Linked DNA regions of Homo sapiens: all the other regions are linked to region 1. Evidence: chromatin loops called from intact Hi-C (ENCODE). Cell type or tissue: heart left ventricle. All regions are shown on one strand. Links, peaks and the distances in the headings refer to the core of each region. The heading gives the core; the rest is flanking DNA.

Region 1 (8,203 bases), core at 2,150-7,149:
TTATCTTTGGCCATATCAAAAACTGAACCCAGTTGGAAAATATTTATATGTCCAAATATTGGTTTAGAGGAAAGTATAGCATTTTTTTGGTAAATTGTTCACACAGAATTTTCCCTATTCCAACCACCTATCAAAAACCATCAAAGATATAAAATATAATTTCTTTCTACAGAAGCACATTTATATTTCCACATTTTATCTATTTCCAATTTAGGTTTTGCTATATATAAACATTATCTTATAAAAGATTTCATTGTTTAGGATTTAGAGGTAACTGTTAGGAAAGGTTTTGTTTTATATTGTTTCAAAAGGAAATTTATACTTGCTTAGTTTAAGAAATTACATGCATAACTTCCCAAGCAACTTTGATTTTCCTAAAATAACTGCAAGCATTTCTTATTCAATCAACCAATCAATATATATTTATTGACCTGCTCTATTTACCAAGACTATTAGGTGCTGACCATTCTAAGTTATTTGACCTTGAATTATTGCTTTACTGGGGCAGCTGATATATAATAATAATGGCAACACATCTTGTTTCATTTTTATTTACTTACAATTATCTCTTAGTTTTTCTGTTTTACCAATATTATTTTTCATACAATTTAAAATTTATAATTCTTTAGGAGTCATAGTTCTTCCTCATTTACTATTAATCCTATGCTCTTTCCATAAGGCATTTTTCCTTTTGCATTCTGCTTTTTCTCCCCAATATTCTTCTGAACACTTAATTTGTGCTTTAGTTATAGATATTTGGTCCTTGATTTGTTCTTGATTTTTAAGAAAATAATTCCTTCCTTAAAAAAGGTTAGAGACAGAGTCAAATCTTTTTTTAATTATGTCTTCGTCACACAATAATTTTGATCAACCCCAAATCATAAAATTTGCTATACCATGCTTGCTATGGCAGGAGGTAAATCATTATGTTTCCAGATCTCTCCTTGACTGGAAAATCTTAATGCTTTCTCCTTTTTCCTGTTTATTCCTGATGTTACAATGATTTCTTCTTAAATTTTAGAAAGGAATTTCTACTTTGTACAATGCCACATTCTGTATCCTATAGATCGACTTCTGGTAATCAGGCCTTTGTTTCTCTCTTGTATTCACATTTTTTTATTGTCAATTTCTTCTACTGAAGAAATCAGCCTTTTATTTCCTGATTAGAATTCACTTTAAATGTCACTACACAGATAAATCAATATGTGAAGGTGAAAATGACTTGAAGAGCTTTGTCAAGGTAAGTGTTCTATATCAGACGTTATGGGATTTTTGAAACCAGAAGGATCCTTAGGGCTTATGGAGTTCAATGACCTCATGCACTGCAGATGAGGAAACTGAGCCCAGGAAGAGAAGACTTGCCCAACTTAACGTGAACAAATCCTGTTCTCCAAGACTCTTTCTATTTCATAGCACTAATGCAAGGAAGCTTTCTAAAAGTGATTTTAAATTTTTAATAGTTGTTTTTATTTTTCTTCCCAGCAATATCTGGATACGGTGGGTTTTATCTTCTCTTTCAAGAGTTCTATTACTCTTTTCTTCTGGTTCAGTGGGCCGGCTTGTGTTCACTTGACCAGGAATCAACATAAATCGCATTCTATCATTTTTTTCTAGTTTTACTCGTATGCTGCAAAATAAAAGCAAGATAAGATAAAGGGAAACTACTGTAGCTACTGGACTATCCTCTATTGACTTGTGTAAAAATATCTCTTCCCAGATAAATAAAACCCTGCTTTCCCTCAAAAAATAGTTGGAGGCATAAATAAGAAGGTTCAGAGGTATTTGCAACACCCACATGACCTGGCATATTGTGCTAAATGCATTTCTGCTGAATTTTGACTTTGGCCATTAATTAAGCCAAGTCATCATTAACACCGGCATAATTAGAGAAAAGCATAAACTCAAAAATAGCAAGAAGTATCCCTTAGCAGTGTCATGCTGATACCTTAAATTAGTTTTGTTTTGTTTTGTTTTGTTTTTGTTTGTTTGTTTGTTTTTGGTACATAAGGAAACCAGGAAAATATCCTTTCTTACTCTTTTCCTACCTCTCTACCCCAGGTCACCTTACACACATTTTTCATCTCTATGAGCAGCTCACTGAAGTCATTCTTTATACTACTAGTTATACTTTCAAAGTTAAGTTTAACTTTATTGTTGTGCTTAGCCTAGCGGTATCAGCATTGTATGCCTTTTCCAAATAAACCTGAGAATGATGAAGTCTTCCTTCTATGAAGGCACTTTTGCTATTGAATGTACCTTGAGATTTGATGCAGAAACCACGTTTATGGACCATAATTGTTACCAACCTATTCATTAAAGGATCAACAATACATAAGCTTCACACTTGCCCAGAAACAGTCAATAGTTAAACATTTTAAGAAATTGAAAGAACTAAACAAAATTAATAGACTGGAGAGTTTAGAAACATGCTGTTAATCAATGTTTTAGAAATAATTCACTGTGTAAAATTAAATTAGTTTAACTACAAAATTAAAAGGTAATATTTTCACATAACAATATAACTCCCAATCAAATGGCATGAGAACATGCATCTTATACTGGTGCTTGGTATACATTTTAGGTAATTTTTTGATCCTTTATTCATCAACCTTGGATATTAACAATATTCAATTTTCTATAATAGTAATTCTTCAAATTTTTAAAATCAGTTTTAAACAGAGGTCTAGGAATGAAAGACAGCCACAGTTCTAAATATTTGATTTGCTGTGATAGATAAGTGAATAAAATAGATTCTAAAGACTGGAAACCCCATAATGGACTAGCAATGCCTAGTAGCTCATCAATCAAGCAAATTCAATAAGTTGATCTGATCATGCCCAATTCCCCCGTTAGCTACTAAAACTTTTCAATTTATGCCCATTTTAAGCATAGAACTATATTCAAATACAGTTCTAATGATATTCTTGCTCAACTTCTGAAAGGCACAGGCTAAAAAATTTGCATGTTTTGCAACAGCCTAGAAGTAGAGTTCATGTATTATCAGGTTGGCCTGAATTTCCTCACTGCTGTGATATAATGGATAGTACCAACTCCAAGAATTCATAGAACATGGATGGATACACAGGGAACCAAACCAAGAGCGAGTAAGTTAAATGGTTAGTTCATTCAAGGAGCGCTCATCAATTGCCTACCAGGCATGTGTCAGTTAAATACAGCTCAGGGAACACTAGCTTGTTTCTTTCAACTCAGGAAACATTTATTCTATTGGAGAATGAGGATTTTCCCCATATGAAGGACTGACTCTGGGTTAAAAGTTAATAACAAATCAGCAAGTTGTATTACAATGGTTTGCTTGTGGAATGATTTGTTTACTCTTTTTCAATTTTCCAAATTTTCAATAGTGTGTTTATATGGCATTGATAACTTTAAAACTCCTTTACAATTAAGCTGAAATAAAAAGAAATCTATAAAACAAAAAAACCCCAGCAAATATACAAATTTTAAAAATTAAACTCTTATGTCTATTCAAGTCCTTTGCCCATTTGTATCAGGTTATTTGACTTTTTGTTGCTGAGTTATAGGAGCTCTTTATATATTCTGGATATTAATCATATCAGAGATCTAACATTGTCAAATTCATAGAAGCAAAAGGTAGGATGGTAATTACCAAGTGCTAGAGGGGAGAGGAAAAGGGGGAGCTGTTTGATGGACAAAGTTTCAGGTTTGCAAGATGAAGAAATTCTGAAGATCTATTTTAAAGCAATGTGACTGTATGTTAACACTACTGAACTGTACATTAAAAATGATAAAAATGTGGTGTTTACCCCAATTTTTAAAAATGCATGAAAATAAAACACTTGTGACAGAATAATAAATCAGCTTCTGTTTAAAAAGAAACCTGCATCAGGCAAACAAGTCCTATAATGGTAATTCTTCAAAGAACCAAAGTTCACTACTACCAGATGTGTTATTACTAAACCATTAATAAGAATAAGACCTACTGGAAGTGCATAAGGCTAATATTTCAGTTTCAGCAAAAGCAACAACAAAATTCTAATGTCGTAATAAGGTAGGTTTAACTAGTTAATGCTTTTAAAAAAATAGTTGAGTTTTTCTTTGTTAATTTATAGAAATCATCTGAATGCAAAATAAGCAATCAAGGATTCATTTATTTTTATTTGCCCTAGTTTGGTCAAATTGTTGATAGAATAATGTTTAGAACTAATTTTTAAACCTGAATGAACCATTTTTATTTTTTCTTTTCTCTCTCTTTCTTTCTTTCAAGACAAGGTCTTGCTCTGTTGCCCAGGCTGGAGGGCAGTGGCAGGATCAGAGCTCACTGCAGCCTTTTACTCCTAGCTTCAAGTGATCCTCCCGCCTGGGCCTCCCAAAGCCTGGTGTTTCCTTTAATGATTTAAAAATGTTATTCTAGTGTTGGTCTTTGCAAAGCCCTTTAAAACCGCCAACTTCAGCTTGTTCGATTTTGAAATGCGTGGCCTGAGAAATCTCCTAGGTCTTGAACATTATAAATGGGTACTATGCTCATTTTGAGGGAGCCCTGGTTTACACAAACCTGCTGCTGAACTTAGCCGTACTTACAACAAGCACTTTATTGATCTATTATAATTGATGTATTAAAATAAACAAACGAACATCACCTCCTGTCTGTAAAGCAAAACACATTTTGACTTTGGAGTTAACGTTTGCGACAGCCTTCTAACCTATGGACGTGTTCCTCAGAACTGGGTTTCTAGAAAAGCTAGGAGAAGACCCCAGCGCAGGGGAGAGGAGAGGGCGAATTGGGAAAGAACTGCTAGGGTAATCACTTCCTCGACTGGGCATGGGGTGGCACCTGAGCCCTGGCACGCGGGGCTGGGAGGGCGAGTCGCCAGCGGAGGCGAGGCCAGAAAGTCAGAGGAAAGAGGGGACCAGAGAGCCACAAAGGCAGAGCTGGAGAAGGCAGGGCGGGCAGCGGGGGCGAGGGAGAGAAAAAGAGGGAGGCGGAGCTGCCCGGGCGGGCGGGGGCGGGGGCGCGGGCGGGAGCGGGCGCGGAGGCGGCGCCGCAGCCCCAGCCGGGCCGGACGCGGGAGGGTCAGGGCCAGGGTGAGCGCCCGACTCCGAGCTGTCCCCGCTCCCGGCGCGGCGCTCCGCTCTCAGCCACCTCACGGCTGCCAGGAGTGCGCGGGAGTTTGCCCCGGAGCGCGGGGAAGTTTCCTCCGAAGCTGCGCTCCTGGAACAGCAGCACCTGCAAGCGCCCGGCAGCGGCCCGCGAGGTAACCGCGCTGGGGCTGGGGTTGGGGCTGGGGGGCACTGGAGGGGCAGAGATGATGGCGCGCTGCTGGGTACCCGCGCCGGGAGCGGGCTCTGGTGGGCGGGGACGTGCGCCCTCACCTTTCCAGGTGCTTCGCCGCTGGAGATGCGGGAGGCTTCTTCCTTTTTCTATCTCCCCTACCTCCAGTATTCCAACCCACTTCCCTTCACTTCAGTGGACGCATGGCGGGAGGTGGGGGGCGGGAGCAGGAGGGGATCCTGACTTTGAGGGGGCGCTGGAGAAGGACGGCCGCCTGAACTTGTCAGCTACCTGAGTTTCCTTCCTGCGCCCCGGCGGGGCACCCTGGACTCCAGGATTCCGGGGTCAGACCCCTCTTGGGGCATGCAGAGGTTGGAAAGAGGACGGCAGGAACAGTCTTTAGTTTCTGCTGCCAGTCTGTCGGGTCCTCCAGGGTGTGTGGCAGAAAGACGAGCATCTCTGCTGCGGGGGTGCCTCCTTTGCGTCAGTCTCAAACTCCGCGACCTGGCTCAGGCTCAGGCGCAGGCTGCGGGAGAGGTGGGAGGGAAGTTAGGGGGACCGGGAGGCCAGGTGCGATCGTGGCCAGAGCAGAGGGGTTGGGAGGGGCGATCTGAGGAGGGGCTCCAAGTGGGTTGCGGGGAGAAGGAATGGTGTGTTTGTTTCTGCTGCTGTTACTTTCACAGGGTTGCCTGCTCCCTCTTCTGCCCCGTTTGAACATCCTGCCTATCAGCATGTTTCTGTTAGAAGGTGTTATGGTTGATGTCTGTCAGGAGTTATTTCCAACTAAGTTCACAGGTGCTAAGTCTAGAGCTGCAGGCCTTCCTCCTTTCTCTCTCTCTGCGGTCCACCCCCAGCTCCCTCCCACAAACATACTGTGCCTGAATAATCCCCAGCGTTTTGAAAGCGATGGCAAGTGAATAATACACAATGTGTGTGTGTGACTTTTTTCTCCCTATTATGCTATCAGATCCAAATCAAAACGCCGTGGATGCTTAACAGGACTCCCTTTTCGCAGTTTTTCTGATAATTGAGAGTATTACCAATGTTTATTTTTCTTCGCTTTAACCTCAGAATTGCATTAATCTATCTTTGTACAATTTTATTTACATTGTTATTATTCCTCTCGGTTTGAAGGACAGGGGCCTCTTTTCAACTCACATATACACATCCAAATGCATTGTGACCATATTTAGTATTTATCTGTCTTCTGATTCAGTTGGCTGGCACCTGTTAATTCCAGTACCTAATCATAACACCATATGCCTGCCAACCAACGTGAGGATAAGGTGAATGCTATTGTTTTTCATGGGCAAGAGCACCCTGAACTACCACTTTTTATTATTGCTCAAAGGGTGTAAGAGCTTCAATCAAAGTGAATCAAATTTACAAAACAATATTACAATTCTACACCATACGATCAAACAGTATGATTCCTAGGCACTTACAGCTGACTAGTAATTGAGGAAAAATTAAAATCCTCTCATCATATGGAAAACATTTAGATTGCATATCGTCAATAAGAAATAGCACACACTGAATGCCCCCAGAAAACGAGAAGAATGTTCCTCTTACCTCATTTGGTTTTTATCCCCTTCATTACAGTACCGTCCTCCAGAAAATGAGCACCTTGCATATAGATGTTGGTATGTACTAACTAAACACCATATTTTTTAATACAGAGGCTTGGTGATAGTCCAAAAACATAAATGTTTTAAATCATTACCAACCATCTGTTCTCTCCCACTCACTTACAGCACAATGTTTTATTTTCACAGGTATCAAAACGTACTTACTCATTTCATACATTCCCATGACTATCCTGAAAGCTGTAATGGTATCCAATGTTGACTCAAGTTCAGTAACTGTTGTGTTTGGCTTATTACACCATAAGCTCTGCTTCTTTTATTTTCAATGAAAGAAGACATTCTAAAAGTTTCAAAGCACTTGGCCAAGGCTGGTGTATACTCCAGTAAAAATCTGATTGCTTTCCCCCCACCCCCCACCTTTTTGTTAACAGAGAGAAGCTAGAAATTAGTGCAGCTGCAGGGCCCTCCTGATGACCTTCTTTTCCTTTCTTCCTGGTCACAAGGGTAGCATTTGATGCTCTGAAGAAGTGCATTAAAAAGCCCTGTGACTTCAGAAACTTAGTATGGTTTCCAGGAGAATGTAACATCTTCCAAGGAAGAATTTACAAAATAAGAGACTAACTTACTCTTACAAATTCCAAATTCAGTAAACCTAAGAAATACACATTGTTTCCCACATCAGTATTGCATATGAATAGCATAGGATGTGAGATAGGATATGAATAACATGTTTACCTGTTATTATATACTTTATATTTGTATTTGGGAATCTGGATGAGTTGGGATGTAATCAGCAGATAGATTCACACTCTTTGTTTGGTTGATGTCATCAATAAAGCAAGATTTGAGATATTCAGTTCCCTATCCAAGAAAGATTTCCCATTTAGGGGTGTTTGCTCTAATTAGAGCTTCAATATTACGGTATTTTATCATTCCAAATTAAGTTACATAATACATCCTTTGTTCCTTTAGCCTAGCCAGCACATTAGGAAAATTCTTTTCACTCAAATATGGGTGCAATGTCCCAAAGCATTTTCATATTTTTTGAGGAAAAAGATAGTGATGATCTTTTTCACACTTTGCAAATAATTGATGTGTACTTGAAGATTATCAGGAACCAAGAAAAAGTGGGCCATTATCACCAGCTACAGTGTTCTATACTGCTCTTTTCCCTGAAAGCGTTAAGATTCTCCTAACTTAGAAGAATGGCTTTGGACAGAATAAACCCAAACTACAGATAATTTTGAAAGTAAAGTTGCCTTTAAAAATATAGTCTAATTAAAACCTTTGGATATTACATAAGAACATGTTACATCTTATTTTTCTGTATCCTAAAAATGAATTATTGAGGAGAAACAGTTTCACC
Region 2 (8,203 bases), core at 1,617-6,616, 160 kb after region 1:
AGATCGTGCTACTGCACTCCAGCCTGGGCGACTGAGCGAGACTCCATCTCAAAAAAAAAAAGAAGTTACTTTTACTGGCCTCCTAAGTGATTTGCCTGATTAAGCAACTCTGTCCGTTCTCTCATTATATCCTATCGACTGATGTTCACAGCCACCTCAGTACCGGATGCCCTCTAGCCCGCCTGTAAACTCCTGATCCCTCCTGTGGAGATGTATGTGGACCAAGCGTCAGTGGTGTTTGTACCCAGATGTGCTGTGCCAGTTTTGCTAGTTCATATAATTATTCAATGATAATTATGTAAACCAATGATATATGGGTGTGTAGAAGAGAACTGCTATTTCTATTAAAATGTTTTGTAAAGACTCAATAAAATTGAGTTACTAAAAATAAAAGGCTATATAGGCCGAGCATGGTGGCTCACATCTGTAATCCCAGCACTTTGGGAGGCTGAGGCAGGCAGATCACAAGGTCAAGAGTTTGAGACTAGCCTGACCAACATGGTGAAAATCCATCTCCACTAAAAATACAAAAATTAGCTGGGCATGGTGGCACATGCCTGTAATCCCAGCTACTCAGGAGGCTGAGGCAGGAGAATCGCTTGAACCCAGGAGGCAGAGGTTGCAGTGGGAGGAGGTTGCAGTGAGCCGAGATCGCGCCACTGCATTCCTGCTTGGGCAACAGAGCAAGACTCTGTCTCAAAAAAATACAAAATAAAATAAAATAAAGGCTATAGAATTATATGTGAGCTAGATAGTGGTAAAATATTGGGGAAAAACTTAAATCTAAAAGGATTCTGCTTTGTGCCTTTTTCAATCTACTTTAATGAAACAGAAACTGAGAAATATACATGATGATTATGGGTGTAGTTTATGTAAGAAAATGCAGAACTGGAAATATGTGGCTATATTCTATATGCAGAAATCCTGGTAGTATTTCCATGGGATTCTTATGATACTAAATTAGATAAGGTTCACATAACGCACTCAGCAGCATGTCTGATATTTAATAAGCATTCAATCCATGTTAGCTGTTATTGTGGTTATTATTCATTTAATAATGGCGCATCCAGGCGATTTTAAAAGAAAAGATAAAACAAAAGGCAAGGTGAGACCAAATCAATCTTTCAAAAGAAAATATTGGGATAAACTTTTAAACCCAGCAACCAAAGGACCTAAACTTCACTGTGATTATTTTTTTCTTTGCATCCAAATATCTGTGTGTAAAATTAAGAGGATATTGATGATCAAATATCTACAAAGTTTAGCTGGAAAAACAAATCCTGATTCATTATTGAAAATAAAGCCTTGGCATTCCAAATGTAACCCTATTTCAACTTTAACAACAAACTGCCACATAGCCTTAGGAAGCTCTCTAACCTTTTCCTATCCTTGTATTCTCAGTTAGATAAGGATGATGACAAACAACTAAATTAATTTATCACATGGCCAGAAGAATTATTTTGAATTCTTTGAGAAAAGTACACCATGGTTGTATTTGTGTTCTCTCACTTGAGTGTGAGCTCTACCTGGCTCAGTGCTGTGTGAAGCTCTCCAACCCTCAGGATAAGGATCAGTGAAATGCTAATTTTTAAAAAAATTAAATTTTCATCAAAGCTCTAGACCTATTCACTTATTATGATGTTTATGCCAAGTTTCAAGAGGTAAAACATGCTTCACCACAAAAAACGATGATCAGAATAAGTTATGGAATGAAAGGCAAAGATCCTATTTTATTTGATTATCTAAATTAAGTCTTAATTCTTTTTCAATCTTCTAAACACAATATAAGAACAGATATACTGGATGTGAGGTTTAAACTCATTAATTTTAGTGGCTCTGGCCAAACCCAATTAATTTCTGTTTGTGAAGCAATCCCCATTGTTGGGGTTTCAAGTTATTTTCACAGTTAACCATGGAAGAATATGCATAGCTATTCAGTACATGATCTTGTAGCTAGTCAGTCAGTCTATATTGATTGTATGGACTGAGCCCAACATCCTACATATTTATTATGTACAAATATACAGAAAAATAACAATGATTTAAAAGATATAGTTAAAGCCTTTAAAGAGCTATATACTATATTACTATTATTGAGATGTGGGAGAGGATACTTTTCCTTAGGAGACAATTCAAAAGATAAAAAATAAATTGTATTTATTTCCCTATCATTTAATCGATGCTTACAGAAATAGCTCTTTCAGAAATTTAGGTTAATTCAATATATATGCATAAGACTAAACTAGGTTCAGAGAAGTTAAAAAGAGGAACCAGACTGGATCATCCCAGTGTTCAATAAGTTTACTATAGTGGGGGAGAACGGCATTTATCTAACTAGTATACTTCCATCCATGATGTGTGGAGGGACAAACTAGACCAGGGAAGAATTACCAATACCTGAGTGTACTCTCATTGTAATGCCCTAATATCAGGTCTCCAGACATCCTTAAGAAATTGCCAGATTTGCACAACCTTCATATTTGAGCCATCATGGAGATGGAGGAAAGAGCCTATCATGTCCACATTTTTTAAGGAAATGACTTGATTGTTATAAGTCAGATAGCTTAAAAGCAATATTTGATGAGAACAATCTCTCATACAATCAATAAGCAACTTACCAGAATATTGTAGGATATAAAGAAGCAGATTTTTTGAATAACCAGTTTTTCCACACCAATTTAACTTCCTTCCTTGATTCAGTGACAGCCTGCATAAATAATGATAATATGCTAGAAATAATCAATTTTGTGTGGAGGAAGATTTTGTTCTAGTCTAAACAATATTCTTATCACTAAGCCATGATAGTGTGACCTTAATCATGCTACCATTACCTGGGTGAACAGGTAAATATAGAGTTGCAATTACAATAAATTGGGTGGGAGCAATGCATTACATATCCAGGTCCAGCCCCTGGGGATCAGTTGTACTGAAGGACCTGTGACTTACTGATGAGCTATATGACTCATAAATACCTGCCTCCAAAATGCAGATATTACTAAATCAAGTAGAATGGCCAGTACCTTACACCAGGAAGTTCATAACAAGACAATTAAAAATGCCCTTGGATATATGCTTTAAATCATTCTAAAAACAGAATAGCATATCATTGATGCAAGTGTAAACTGGTATTTTTTGGCACACGTGAAATTTGCTAAAAAATAACTTAAAAGACAAGTACCAATAAGATTTTTATCTCAATTAGGGTTAGCAAAGCAATATTATAAATGAGTCACACTGAGACTAGGTGATTTAAATGAGGCAGGCTAGCAGGACAGACAATTAATCCTACCATTGCTTAAGCCACACCATCCTTTAGTACTCATTCAAGTTTTAGTCAACATATGTTGAAAGATATTTTTTAAAAGGCATGCAGAGAGCAAAACATTACCTATATATTTATAAAATACAGAATAGAATATATATTAATATATAATATATGTAAGTGTATTATATAATATATATTTCATTATAGTTATATATTATATAAAATATATGGTATGACATATAGTATATATGTTATAATATGTTGTATTATACATATTATATATATACATATATATATATAATGTTTTAAAGGAAAGAAATGGAACCATGTAACCCAAAAAGCCAAAAACTAAGTAGTCATATAATTACATTCTTACTGCTCTGTAAGATTGTTCTCAGAAGGAACTGAGGCTCTTCTCTCCCCATAGGTGACTAGGCCAGAAGAAATATACTATGTTACAGTAGGCCAACTTCATCTGGCAGAAAGATGCCCTTGGTAATCACCATGAAAAATCACCCGTTCAAGGAAAACCTTAAGATTTCTTTCTTATAGCTGTTTACTACAGAATAAACTTTCATTCGTTCTGGATAATTTAAATATCCGTGGGGTTGCTTGCCTCAGAGCCCTCTTTTTTATCCTAGCTTTCTGTTCATTTACTCTTCCAAGCTTCCCAAACTAAGGCATCCAATAGTGGGTCACTAATAATGCCAGGAGCTGTACATGGCATCTCTATCTCAATTTCACCCAAAGACATCGAGCCCAAGTACTCAATTTTACACAAAGATTTTATTAATAAATGAAAATATTATTGTATATTAGCACATTGATCTGTTATGGGATGGAATGCTGAGAATCAAAGGAAATTGTCTTCCTTGTGATGGTCATTTTCCAATGCTACCCACCCCCCAGTCCCTGGCTCCATTTCCCTGCCATAAAGAGTACAGGCTCAAAGCCCAGGCTTTTCTATACCAAATTTTCATGGTAATGCCAGGTTTCCTAATAAGTGACACCAAGCTTAATCAGGCCAGAAACACAGGGGATGACACATTTTATTTCATGACCCTCTCCCTTCCCATCATTTTCCTTGTTACAAATAAAATATGAGAGGCTTTGAGGCATCTTTGTGTAGAAAGTTTTATAAATGTCTTTGGATGTGATGGTAATATATGAATTTCTTTCCTCTTCTTTTTCAGGATGGGGACCAGTGAAGTACTTGCGGCCTGTACCCAGAATCAGTGAGTAACTTCCTCATAATGTTTGAATCTTGGGTAGTTATAGATAAGCAGAGCAACAACTAGAATATCTGAAAACCTCAGAGTGTGGCTTTTAAGCACCTGTTCTGCTGATGATAGCCATCCCTAGGAAGCACTGCCTAGGTGGCATTTTTGGAGTGCGTAAAGTCTTGGAGGGTGGGGAGAAAAAGCAAGCAAACCACGATCCTTGTCCTCAAGGGATTTACAAAGGAAACTAAAGGCTCTGAAGACTGATTTCAGTTATATATAGGATGGTGTTTTCCTTATATGAAAAAGTTTACATATTTTTCTATTTTTATTTTAAAAGTACTTAACACTTTCCTGGCACATTGCACTGTAGTCTATTGTTTAAAGTGTCTTCCTCTATGAATAGAGTAAAACCTCATTAATTCAGATACTGCTAATACAGAATTCTTGAGAATTTGATCTAGACTAAGCTGAAATTTAGCTTTGAATTTTCTGCAAGGAATGGATTTGCTAAGTGAAATGGAATATTTGTGACCCATGTAAAAAGAATACATTGTTTTCATGGCTTTGGCATACAGTGGTCTTTAGGCAAAAAGATTCAGCTGTAAAATAAAGATTATTAAGATCATGAAGTAGATATCCCCTTAGACTTTATTGGCAGGTAATAGTATTGAAAGTAATAAAACAATGTTGCTTTCAATAAATTCTGACTTCCATAATTCAGGCTAGATCTTCCTCTCCTCCTTTCCAAACTAATTATTCTAATCTAATGAGGTTTGCTATTGTGTAACATGTGGATGGAAGCATTTAGTAATAGAAGATGATCAATTCCTATTATCTTAAAAATTTATAAATATAAATTCTAATTTTGGGATGCATATCTGTAATGTTGATCACCTAGATGACAGTAGTATGTTTACTTTACAAGAAAAAAATGATATATTATTCCATTTTCTTTTTCATGATCTCACATGGCAGGTAACATTTGTTTTCATTTAAAACTCAACATTTTTGCAAAGCAAGCAAGTCAGATTCCTAGGGCAATAGCAAAGATTTGAGGTGAGGGAAAAAGACAAAATCAGACCATGCCCTCCTAGGGGTATATTGAAAAATTGGAATAGTAACTGAGTCACCATGCATCCATTTATTCCTTTATTCATTCAATAAACACTTAGCCAAGGGCCATGCTTATTGCATCAAGGGATGTAGAGATAAATAAAATTCCCTTTTTGTCTTCACTTTACTGGTAGCCCATAAGTTGAGACAGAGATGGAGACAAGTGATTTTCTCATGTGATAAGCAATGTGTTATCCCAAAAAACAAAGTGCTTTGGGAATGCACAGAATACACTGTTAAATCTAACAGGAAGAGTTGGGAGAATATTCAGTAACAGTTATCACGCTTGAACTGATTCTTTAAAGAATGAATGGAATTTCTGCAAGTAGAGAAAGGGAAGGGCAGCATTTCAGGCAGTACAAGCAAAAGCATGGAGACATCAAAGCACATGTATTGCCCAAGTAAAACAACGTAGACTTAGAGTTAGTTGTATAGAGCTGAGGGAATGTGGGAGTAGTGTATGGTCTATACATAAAGGTATATTACCAAGAAAAGATACCCTTTAAGTGGTCGAAAACAATAATTGGAGTTTAGAGAAAGAAAGATTTGAGAGTCTTTTGCATAAAGAGTTGAAATGTGAAGAAATGGAAATGAATAAGATTATTCAAGGGCACAGGAGAGAACTTTTAGGAACACACAATAGAATCAACTTCTTCCTGAGACAGGAGAAAAGGATGAGTGGGGAAAAACTAAGATGAGTTTAAAGATGGATATAAAGAAATTTGAGAGAGTTTATGCCTGAAAGCTCCCATTTTCTTGCCACTATACTGTGAACAAGCATGGGATGTAGAATACGAGGACACAAGTTCGAAACTCAGTTCAGCCACCCATGAACAATGCAACATGGGTAGGTCACATAACCCCTCTAAATTTCCATTTTACCATCTGTGAAATGGAGATAATAATAACATGCAATTCATAGGTCAGAGAACTTCATAACACATGTGGAGGCATTTTATAAACTACAATGCACTTGGCCAGAACACATGCTGGGTGACCTCACTGAGCTCTTGTTTATAAAACAGGGACAAGCTGGGCATAGGGGCATGTGCCTATCATCCCAGCTACTCAGGAGGCTAAAGTAGGGGGATTGCTTGAGGCCAAGAGTTCAAGATTGTAGTGTGTGATGATTATTGTACCTGTAAGCAGCCACTGCAGTCCACTCTGTGCAACACAGTGAGACCCTATCTCTAAAAAATCAAATAAAATAAGGACAACAGCACATAGCTTACACGGGTTACTGAGAGCATTAAAGATATGGTATCCACCATGTGTGCTCTATAGATAGGAACCACTGGGTTACTGTCTTCTGTGAGTAAGAGCTTATCTCTGGGGAAAGAGGAAAAAATTCTGCAATGGGGAAGCAAGACAAGAAAGAGACATGGAAAAATATTTTTGAGCGGAATTAAAAGCCCATCCTGAAAACATGAGTTTGCAGGTACAGCCACACCTGTGTACTCTGGAGCAATCAAAAGGAATGAGTTGATGGTCTGGGGTTGGGGTAGATCAAAGCAGGTATACTAGTGGCTGAGAGCAAGTGCCATTGAGGGGACAATTGGAAACGTTGGCCAGTGCAGATCTCAGAAGTTTAGAGGCCCTGTTCTCCGGCCTCAGCATTAGTTTGACAGAATGGCGCCCTTTCTATTCAGAGTCCGCAGCCTGTGATCCTGTGACTTGTTGTTGTCAAGTAAGTGAGTGGCTTGTGCAAAGGGCTGAGCAGCCAGATGCCTCCAAGGTTATATGCTGTCACCATCAGCTAACCTCCAGCCCTGACGCTACTGCTCAGATTTAGGACAGTGGCCAGCCAGACCCCTGCCTGACCCTCCTACCCTCTCACCTCCCACCCTTGTCTCACATCCCAACTGCAGCCTATTCCCAGCCTCCCCTTTCACTTGAACTTTCATTCTTCCCTAGCACATAAGGTAGTAAAAAAGCTGTCCACCTCCTCTGAAATAGAAAGGTAAAGTTTCAGCTAACTATTAATAAAAAGGAGCCAGACTGCATGCTACCTGCCCCTCACACCTTTAGCACCAAGTCTAAACCTCATTCCAGAATTTGCTGGTTGCAACAGGCAAGATTGCACTTCCTCCCACACTTGGAAGTGAGTTATCTCACCATCCACTAGGAAAATGTTCAGCGTCCTCTTAAAATGTTTAATGAGCCTTGGGGACCCCAAGAGAGAGCTGCCAAGATCTATCTTGATAGTTACTAAACTTACCTCCGAGAGAGATTTGAATTGTTAGAGCTTTCGTCCTCAATTTGCCAAATGGCAGTAATAAAGGAAATATAGGCTATATCTTGCATGTTATTGACTCCTATTTTAATTAATATAAGACACATTCCTCATTTGGGAGCATGGTTGATTCCCTCAGTCAATGGCTATTCATTAAATATATCAAATGCAAGGTGCTAGCTCCTAGTCAAGATCTTTGGAGATAATGAATATAAACATCTCCCATGAATAACATTTGAAACATCTGGAAAAACCTATCCAATTGGACAAAATTCCAGGCACCTGTGAAAAGACAGCTCCAAAGACTCATTAGGGGTTGAGAGACCGAGAGTATTTTCTTCTCTCTTCTCAGCCTTGGCTCCCAAAGCC
Region 3 (8,203 bases), core at 1,617-6,616, 150 kb after region 1:
TTGTAAGACTCTCCAGATTTCATCATTATTTACTTGTTGGTGTATTTTTTGTTGTTGCTGTTGTTTTTTACTCTGTCGCTTTCTTCTGGATCAGCAATATCCAATAAAAATACAATGTAAGCCATATATATAAATTACATTTTGAAAAGCTGCATTTCAAAAAGCAAAATGCAATAGGGGAAATTAATTTAATGATATATTATTTAAGCCAGGATATTGAAAGTATTATTGCAGCATGCTATCAATATAAGAAATTATTCATTAGATGCTAGAAATGATAGATAGGCTGAACATGTGTATTATAATAGAAAATAGTAGATTACATGATGCAATCATTGAAGAAAAATGTAGTCTATGGAAACAATAAAGTTATGGTTAATGAAAAAAACACTTTACACTACTTCAGATTTTAAAGTAACATTTTAATTAATTAAAATTAAAAATTCAGTTTCTGAGTTGTGCTAGTCACATAGCAAGTTCTCAACAGCCACATGTGGCCAGCAGCTACCATAGTGGACACTGCAGAACTGAAGCCCTTGCTGGAAGTTCTTTTTTTTTTGAAACTGAGTCTAGCTCTATCACCCAGACTGGAGCATGATCTCAGCTCACTGCAACCTTCACCTCCCGAGTTCAAGTGATTCTCCTGCCTCAGTCTCCCAAGCAGCTGGGATTACAGGCGCATGCCACCACACGCAGCTAATTTTTGTATTTTTAGTACAGACGGGGTTTCACCATGTTGGCCAGGCTGGTCTCAAACTCCTGACTTCAAGTGATCTGCCCACCTCAGCCTCCCAAAATGCTGGGATTACAGGCATGAGCCACTGCACCTGGACAGAAAGTTATCTTCTTTATTTAACCCAATGCAAATGTACAAAATATTTTTTAAAGTAAGACATGAATTCATTTTTAAAATTTACTTTTCTAGTGTTTATCTAAAACATAAGAAAAAACAATTCTTGTCATTTTCATAAGAGAGAGAATAAAAAGAGAGATAATCAATTTTTTAAATATAACCCCATAGCAGAAGTCTTTAAATAACACTTCCCAACATATGTGTATTAGGTCCTGGTTTCACATTAAAGTACCAGTAATGTCCTATTCTTGGTATCCTAATTATAGTTGTAATGTTTGAATTTCAGTGAACTTCTGAAGAAGCATTTAATATACATACTTGGCAGCAATGCTTTCTTATCTGAATGGCTTGAGAATTGGCAGTAGTCAAAGACCTTGAGAGCTTGTAAAAATTTAAAAAAAAAAAAACTTAACTAAATGACCTGAAAGATGGATTTAATCATCTCTTGCTTTTAAATAACGTATAATGATTAGTGGCAAAAATAAGCAAACAGGTGTCTCCAATCAGCTTGCATTGTTTGTCTTTTTTCTTTTGTTTTGCTTTTGAGACAGGGTCTCTCTCTGCACTCAGTTGCTCAGGCTGGAATCCAGTGGCAGAATCACAGCTCACTGCAGCTTAGACCTCTTGGGCTCAGGTAATCCTCCTGCCTCAGCCTCCTGAGTAGCAAGGACACACAAGCGTGTGCCACCACATCCAGCTAAATTTTTTTTATTTTTAGTAAAGACAAGGTCTCACTATGTTGCCCAGGATGGTCTTGAACTCCTGAGCTCCAGTGATGCTCCTGCCTTGGCCTCCGAAAGTGCTGAGATTACAGGCGTGAGCCACCATGCCCAGGCATTTGTTTGTCTTTTCAGAGACCACTGAGTTGTGCCCGGTATAAACACAATAGGATCTAGTTCAGTGTAAGTTAGGCATCATACCCTTTCCACTAGTAAATTATCAAATTCATTATCGTTACTCATGAGAAAATGTCAAAGGAAGATTTCTTTTCTGGGTGAAAAGTAACAGGTTTGGCTATGAAGATGGCAGATATGAGGGACCACTCAGTTCATATTGCTGGAAAAAAATGTAAACGCCAAGGCTAAGATGTGACCAATTTAGATTTTTAAAAACAATTTGACTTCAGAATTTGTATGAGCAATATACTACGTGACACAATAATCAATACTCATTGATGAAGGACCTCTCTAAACGACAGAAAACAAATGTGCCCAATAAGCATGTAGATGTTCTTCCCAGCAGTGGTGTAAGGAGACTTGAAGACAAAATTTAGTTCAGAGCTTTTTCAACCAACAAAAATATAGCAGCTGTTTAGCAACTCCCCACTTCCTCCTCCCTGCAGCCCCTGATAAGTTCTAGAGATCCACTGGACAGCATCATACCTACAGTTCACAATACTGTATCGTACATGTAAAATCTGTTAAAAGGGCAGTTCTCATGTTGCGTTCTTACCATAAAATAAAATTTTAAAAAAAATAGTCTCTTTCTATCTAGCAAGAGTGATTGGCTCATTGCAGGTATAAGCACACTAAAAAGGTAACCAAAATGTCAAAAATCATGTCGTGGCCCAGTCCTTGGTCCCAGGCACTTAGAGATTTAGAATATACTGGTCTTAGGCAGGTAGGAAGTTTTGATGTTGCTTGGCTTTGCCTGAAGTGGGAGAAATATGATCTTAAGAAATGAAGCTTTTCAACTTTTCAGCATGTTTGAAAATTATCTTAACAAAATGTTGGGAAACAAAAACAAAACACAGCACCTGTGCCTCTGTATTTCCTTCTATAGAAACCCTGTAATGTAATTCTAGGTTACGTTATTTAATTCTAGGTTACATTGTATTCCCAGAGGTCTAGTTGGATTGCCACATCAGTTTGTGTCTTCCAGACAGTTTAGACAAGCAAGAGATATTTGTTTCTTTTTTTAATTGTCCATCCTTCTTTCTTTCCTGAACTGGAGATAAAGGAGAGGTGGAAGTCCAGTTATCCTCAGCCTTGAGACTTACCTATGAAGCAGGACTCTTGCTTCTTCCATGTCCCATCGGAAGAGCTGATGCACCTTGCTCTCTTTTCACCAACCTGAATCATCCAGTGTCTGTATTCGGTCTGCATTCATAATATCATACGTACTGTTACACTCGGAAAAAGGGTGTGTACTTTTGAATTTGGCACATGAATATAGATATATATATAGCATTTTATATATTTTTATTTTTTTCCAAATTCATTGAGGTATAATTGACAAAATTATATATATCTAAGGTGTACAATTTGATGTTTTGATATTTGCATACATTGTTAAATAATCACCATTATCACACTAATTAACATATCCATCACCTCACATAATTACCTTTTGCATGTGTGTGTGTTGAGAACACTTATGATCTACCCTCAGCAAATTTTAAATTTTACAATACAGTGTGGTTAACTATAGTCACCATGCTCTACATTGGAGCTCTAGAACTTATTCATCTTGCATAATTATATCTATGAGTTCAACAATTTTAGATTATACGTATAATTGAGATTATGTAGAATTTGTCTTTCTGCCTCTGGCTTATTTTACTGAACATAAAGTCCTCCAAGTCCATCCACGTCATCACAAATGGCAGGATTTTCTTCTTTTTTTGAGGCTATATAATATTCCATTATGTATGCATTATATATAATGCATTATATATTATATGTACACATATATAATACATATACATATATAAAATGTATATATGTGCACACATAAACAATGGAATACACACACAAACACACGTCTCACATTTTCTTTATCCATTTATCTGTTGGTAGACATTTAGATTGTTTCCATATCCTAGCTATTTTGAATAATGCTGCAATTATATAAGAAATGCATACAACTTCATAGCAAAAAATAACAACAAAAACCATGATTTAAAAATGGACAAAGACCCTGAATAAACACTGCTCAAAAGAATGCATACAAATGGCCAATAGGTATATGAAAATATATTCAACACCACTAATCATCAGGGAAATGCAAATCAAAACCACAATGACATATTAGCTCACACTTATCAGAATGGCTATCATCAAAAAGAGAAAAGAAAACAAGTGTTGGCAAGGATGTGGAGAAAAGGGAATCCTAATACACTGTTGGTGATAATGTAAATTAGTACATCCATTGTAGAAAACCATATGGAAATTCCTCAAAAAATTAAAAATAGAGCTACTTTATCATCCAGCCATCCCATTTCTGGGTATGTAGAGCCAAAAGAATTGAATTCAGCATCTCAAAGAGATATATTAAACTATTTTTCTCTAATTTTAAATAACCTGCTTCAGTAGGCCTGTATTTTTCTATTTTAAGAAAAAAAGCTTTCAACTTTTTCCACTTTCAATTTTTTAGTTAAAAAAGAACACACACATTCATCAGTCTATGGTAATTATCCCATCAGAAGAGATAAAATTAAATTCTGAGGAGTTGTAGACAGGCATCACATTAGCCAGAATGGGAGAGGAAGACTTCTCTGAGGAGGAGGCATTTGAGCTAAATCCTGAGTGATATGAAGGAACCAGCCTTGAGCAGATCTGAGAGAAGAGTGCAAAGGCCCTGAGGCAGGGCAAGCTTGGTGGGTTGAGGAAGAAGAAAGAAAGTTGACATGGCTGGAGCATGGTGAGCAAAGGTGAACGTGTGGCAGCATGCAGCTTACATGGGGCCTTATAGACTGTGGGAAGCAGTTTGGATTTTATTATAATTGCATTGAGAAAAAAATAAACACTGGACAATTTTAAGCCAGGTAATGAAATTTTTTTTAAGCTCTCTGACACAGGTGGGATTTTAGGAAAAAAGTGGAGATAGGGAGCCCATTTAAGAAAGCTGTTAAAGTAAACCAGGAGAAAAATGAAGTGGCCGAGACCAAGGTGGTTTCAGTAGAAATAATGAGATGCTGTCAGATTTAGGAAGGATTTTAGAAGTAAAACTGACAGCACATGCTGATAGAGTGGATGTGGAAGGATACGAAAACAGAGATAAAGGATGACTCCAGATTTAAGCTGAGAACAAGCTGGTGAATAATACTATTAGCTGAGATACAGCAGACACAAGAGGATCCATTTGGGGGGCTGAGGATAAAAGGAGATTTCTATTTTATTTATCTTAAATTTGAAATGACTGTTAGCTACCAAAGCAATGATGCTTCTTGGATATCTACTGCAATTATCTAGGTTAGAAACAGGGAAGCAGCAGTGCGGATGGGGGAGTGGGTGGATTTGAGAAATGTTTGAAGAAGGAATGAACAGGACTTGGTTATCGATGACATGTAAGTAATGGAGGAATGCAAGAGGAATTCCAAGGCCCCTGATTTGAGTGACTGAGTGCCACATTCCCTGAGAGGCGGCACAGGAGCCGGAGCATGTTTGGAAGGGAAGAGGAGGACTTCATATTTAGATAGGCTCTGTTTTGGTGCTCGTGGAAAACCTGAGGCCATGTGCTCTGGGCACATTCTTATTTGAGCTCAGGTAAGAAATACAGTTCAGAAATTTAGGAGTCACCAGTGCTAATATAGTTGTCATTAGAGCCAACAAAATGAATGAGATTACCCAGAAAAGGCCCATAGCATAAAAAACAAAAAGAGACTTTATTTCAGATCAAAAGAAAAAGCTTGATGTGTGTCATGCTGGTGAGCAAAGCAATCTTGAAAATGAGAAAAAGAGAAGGGAGGGAATGACGCAAACATCCTTCCAAATCAGATGCATCATTTTATCAGAAGTAGCTCCTCTTCAGCCAGGACCTGCAACTAGGAAATATTGGACATAAGGGCAAGTCTCACATCCAAAGAGCAAAACCTGCAACCACAGAGCAGGATGATAAAGAACTCAGAAACTGAGACGTTGATCTTGAACTGCGTGTATGAAAGGGGTGGGGTAAAGGACAGACCACTGTATATCCAGGTGATTATTTGGGTTGGGTGATTGTCTACCAGACAGTTGAGGACAGCAGATGACAAACTGGAAGTAATAGGTACAAACCACGGTGACAGGAACTGATAGCAAGGGTGCTGGGCTATTCAAAGAAACCTCATTCTGACTCCAAGATTAGTGAACACTCACTGCCCAACAGCTGCCTTTCTGGAATAATACAAGGTCTGTGTCTGGGAGGAATTCTGGAGATTGCTTGGTGCTAATTTTTAATTTTACAAATGAATTGAATAAAGCCCTGGGAACACCTGCTTTCAGGTAAAGTGTGTGATGATAGTGGAGGCATTCCTGTTGTACCCTGATACTGTTTATGGAGCTATTTTCAAAGGATATGAAACTAATTTTAAATATGCCTCTGGTATGTTGCAAAGCTGTATCTACTTCTGGCGGAAGTCAAGTGTAAAGGGTAAGAGTGCAGGCTCTCGTTTCAAACTACCCAAACTAGAATCCTTGCTTGTCCCTTATGAGTCCTATGACCTTCACCTTTCTCACCTTATATGTAAAATGGAGATAATAATCTTTTTATCTCATAGAGTTTTAATAAGGATTAAGTGAGATAATATCTGCCAAGCCCTTGCCTAATGTCTACCTGGTGGTATGCTCACAATACATTTTAGCAATTTTTTTGTTGCTTTTGGTAATCACCTAATATCACTTGGCTCTGTCTTTTAGCAGCTCAGTAGAAACCATTAGTAACAAACCCTGAGGTGCGTTGTTCTGGCACAGGGTGTGCATAAAACAAATGTTTGTTGAGCAAGTGACAAAAGAAGGAAGAAAAGAAGGAAGAGAGGGAAGGACGGAGGCTGTACTGTTCAAAGACCTTTCTTCATTATCTGGCCCACATTCTGAAATGTGGAAATGTATCGGGTATTTTTATTAGTAGTATTACTCTTTTTCTGATCTATGAAATATGCAGTCAGCACTTTTGTCAGAGTAGAGGAAAGATCAAGAAGGAAGGTGTATGTCTCTGTGTGTTTTGAGCCCAGAGACACTGTCAGGGGTTTGCTCTTGTTTCTACTGCTAAACTCCATCTCTGGACCTCTAAGGCTTCACATACGGGGTGTTTCTGTGTGCCAGTCACAGGCTACAGAGCACAGAGACAAAGAGCCTTCCCTTAAGGAGCTTGCAAATGCTAGAGACCAGTGGCACAAAAGGATTTTTAGAGCAACAGAAGCTTTGATAGATCGTGTGGTGTAAAGGTTAGAAGCACAAACTCTATGGCCCGACCACCAAGATTTGGGTCCAGCACTTGGCAAATCTGTGACCTAGACAAGTTATTAACCTCTCTGAGCCACATTTGCTCCTCTAAAGTAGGGACAGTGATGATGCATGCGTGGTAAGGTTAAGAGCAGATGAGTTCATGTATATATAAAGGGCTTGGCCTGGCATGCTGCTCATGCCTGTGCCGTTGCCTTCCTCCCAACGAGCAATGCCTGCTGTAGTTCAGAGGATGGCCACTCTGAAACTGAGAGAAGAAACCATCTTAGATCTTGAAGAATCTATATGAATTTTTCAAACAGAAGGATGAGGGCTGTTTCAAGCTTGGGATTAGAAGTGGCCTATTCAGGGGACTTTCAGAATTTGTAGAGAATTCTGAGTTACACAGGGAAGCAGAGATTGTATTTAATGCAGTTATACTGGATCCTGTAACAGTGAAAGGAAAAAGCAAGGTTTTTGGAGAGGAGTGTAGCATAGGAAAAACAATTTTTAAAACAATTCATTGGATAAATTAAGATGAAAATGGATGCTGAAGCCAGGGATACCAGCTTGCAGACAGTTGTAATTTGATGTGCTAAGGACCTTGGCCAGAATGCTGCAGCGCTGAAAAGCTAAAAAGAATGATTATGAGATATAGAAAGAAAGGATCAAAAGGTGGCTGGAAGCAAGTGTTGGGGAGAGGAGATGGTGGGGGGATATGTCAAAGCTGCATGCCGGAATGGCAGGAAGAAGTGTCCATATAATAGACACTTGTGCAAGTTCAGAGGGGTGGGTGGTTTGGGGACCAGGATTACAAGTTTCATTCAAGTCCAGCTGCACTTGAGGCAACAATGGGACACTGATGTGGAAGCTAGAATTTGAAGAAGCAGAATTGAAGTTCAGGAGAGGTCAAAGCGAAGATTGCATAAATATTTGGAACTGAATCAAGTATAGGTGAGAGTGAAATAATTGAGAGAGAGAAATAGTATGGCAAGATTAAGGCAGGCTACCATGCCAGCCAGTAAGCCCACCATACTTGGGAAACTGTTGTGAGAATTACATGAAGTAACACATATGAGAACACTTATGGGATGGGGGTGGGGTGGACTATTAAATACAATATAAACAGGAAAATCTTGATGATTGCATGATAATGAAGAGCTTGTTTGTTTGTTTTTGCCCTATTTCCTAGAATCTCAAGGCTGAA

Evidence for each region. Hi-C counts contacts between places; a loop is a spot of excess contacts. Peaks named below come from ENCODE experiments on the same cell type or tissue, not always from the same donor. Only the 100,000 strongest peaks of a DNase experiment are listed, where the experiment ranks them.
Region 2: it touches region 1 in a loop (2.6-fold over the local background); 11 of 110 quality-filtered maps call a loop at or near these places.
Region 3: a loop joins it to region 1, with 3 times the contacts of the local background. A loop is called at or near these places in 4 of 110 quality-filtered maps.

What each region holds. Positions count from the first base shown.
Region 1 is chr18:27,182,167-27,190,369 of GRCh38, reverse strand. It overlaps CHST9 (carbohydrate sulfotransferase 9), which reads left to right and starts at 5,062. Exons shown (of 6, transcript NM_031422.6): 1 at 5,062-5,234. In heart left ventricle, for the core only: no CTCF peak of the experiment used is centred there; a DNase peak (open chromatin) is centred at 4,879; H3K4me3 peaks cover 1,344 bases; H3K27me3 peaks cover 3,490 bases.
Region 2 is chr18:27,020,413-27,028,615 of GRCh38, reverse strand. CHST9 (carbohydrate sulfotransferase 9) reads left to right here. Exons shown (of 6, transcript NM_031422.6): 4 at 4,459-4,500. Among named protein-coding and RNA genes, the nearest start is that of AQP4, 160 kb to the right of the region's middle. In heart left ventricle, for the core only: no CTCF peak of the experiment used is centred there; no DNase peak of the experiment used is centred there.
Region 3 is chr18:27,030,894-27,039,096 of GRCh38, reverse strand. The region is part of intron 3 of CHST9 (carbohydrate sulfotransferase 9); the gene reads left to right. Among named protein-coding and RNA genes, the nearest start is that of CHST9, 150 kb to the left of the region's middle. In heart left ventricle, for the core only: no CTCF peak of the experiment used is centred there; no DNase peak of the experiment used is centred there.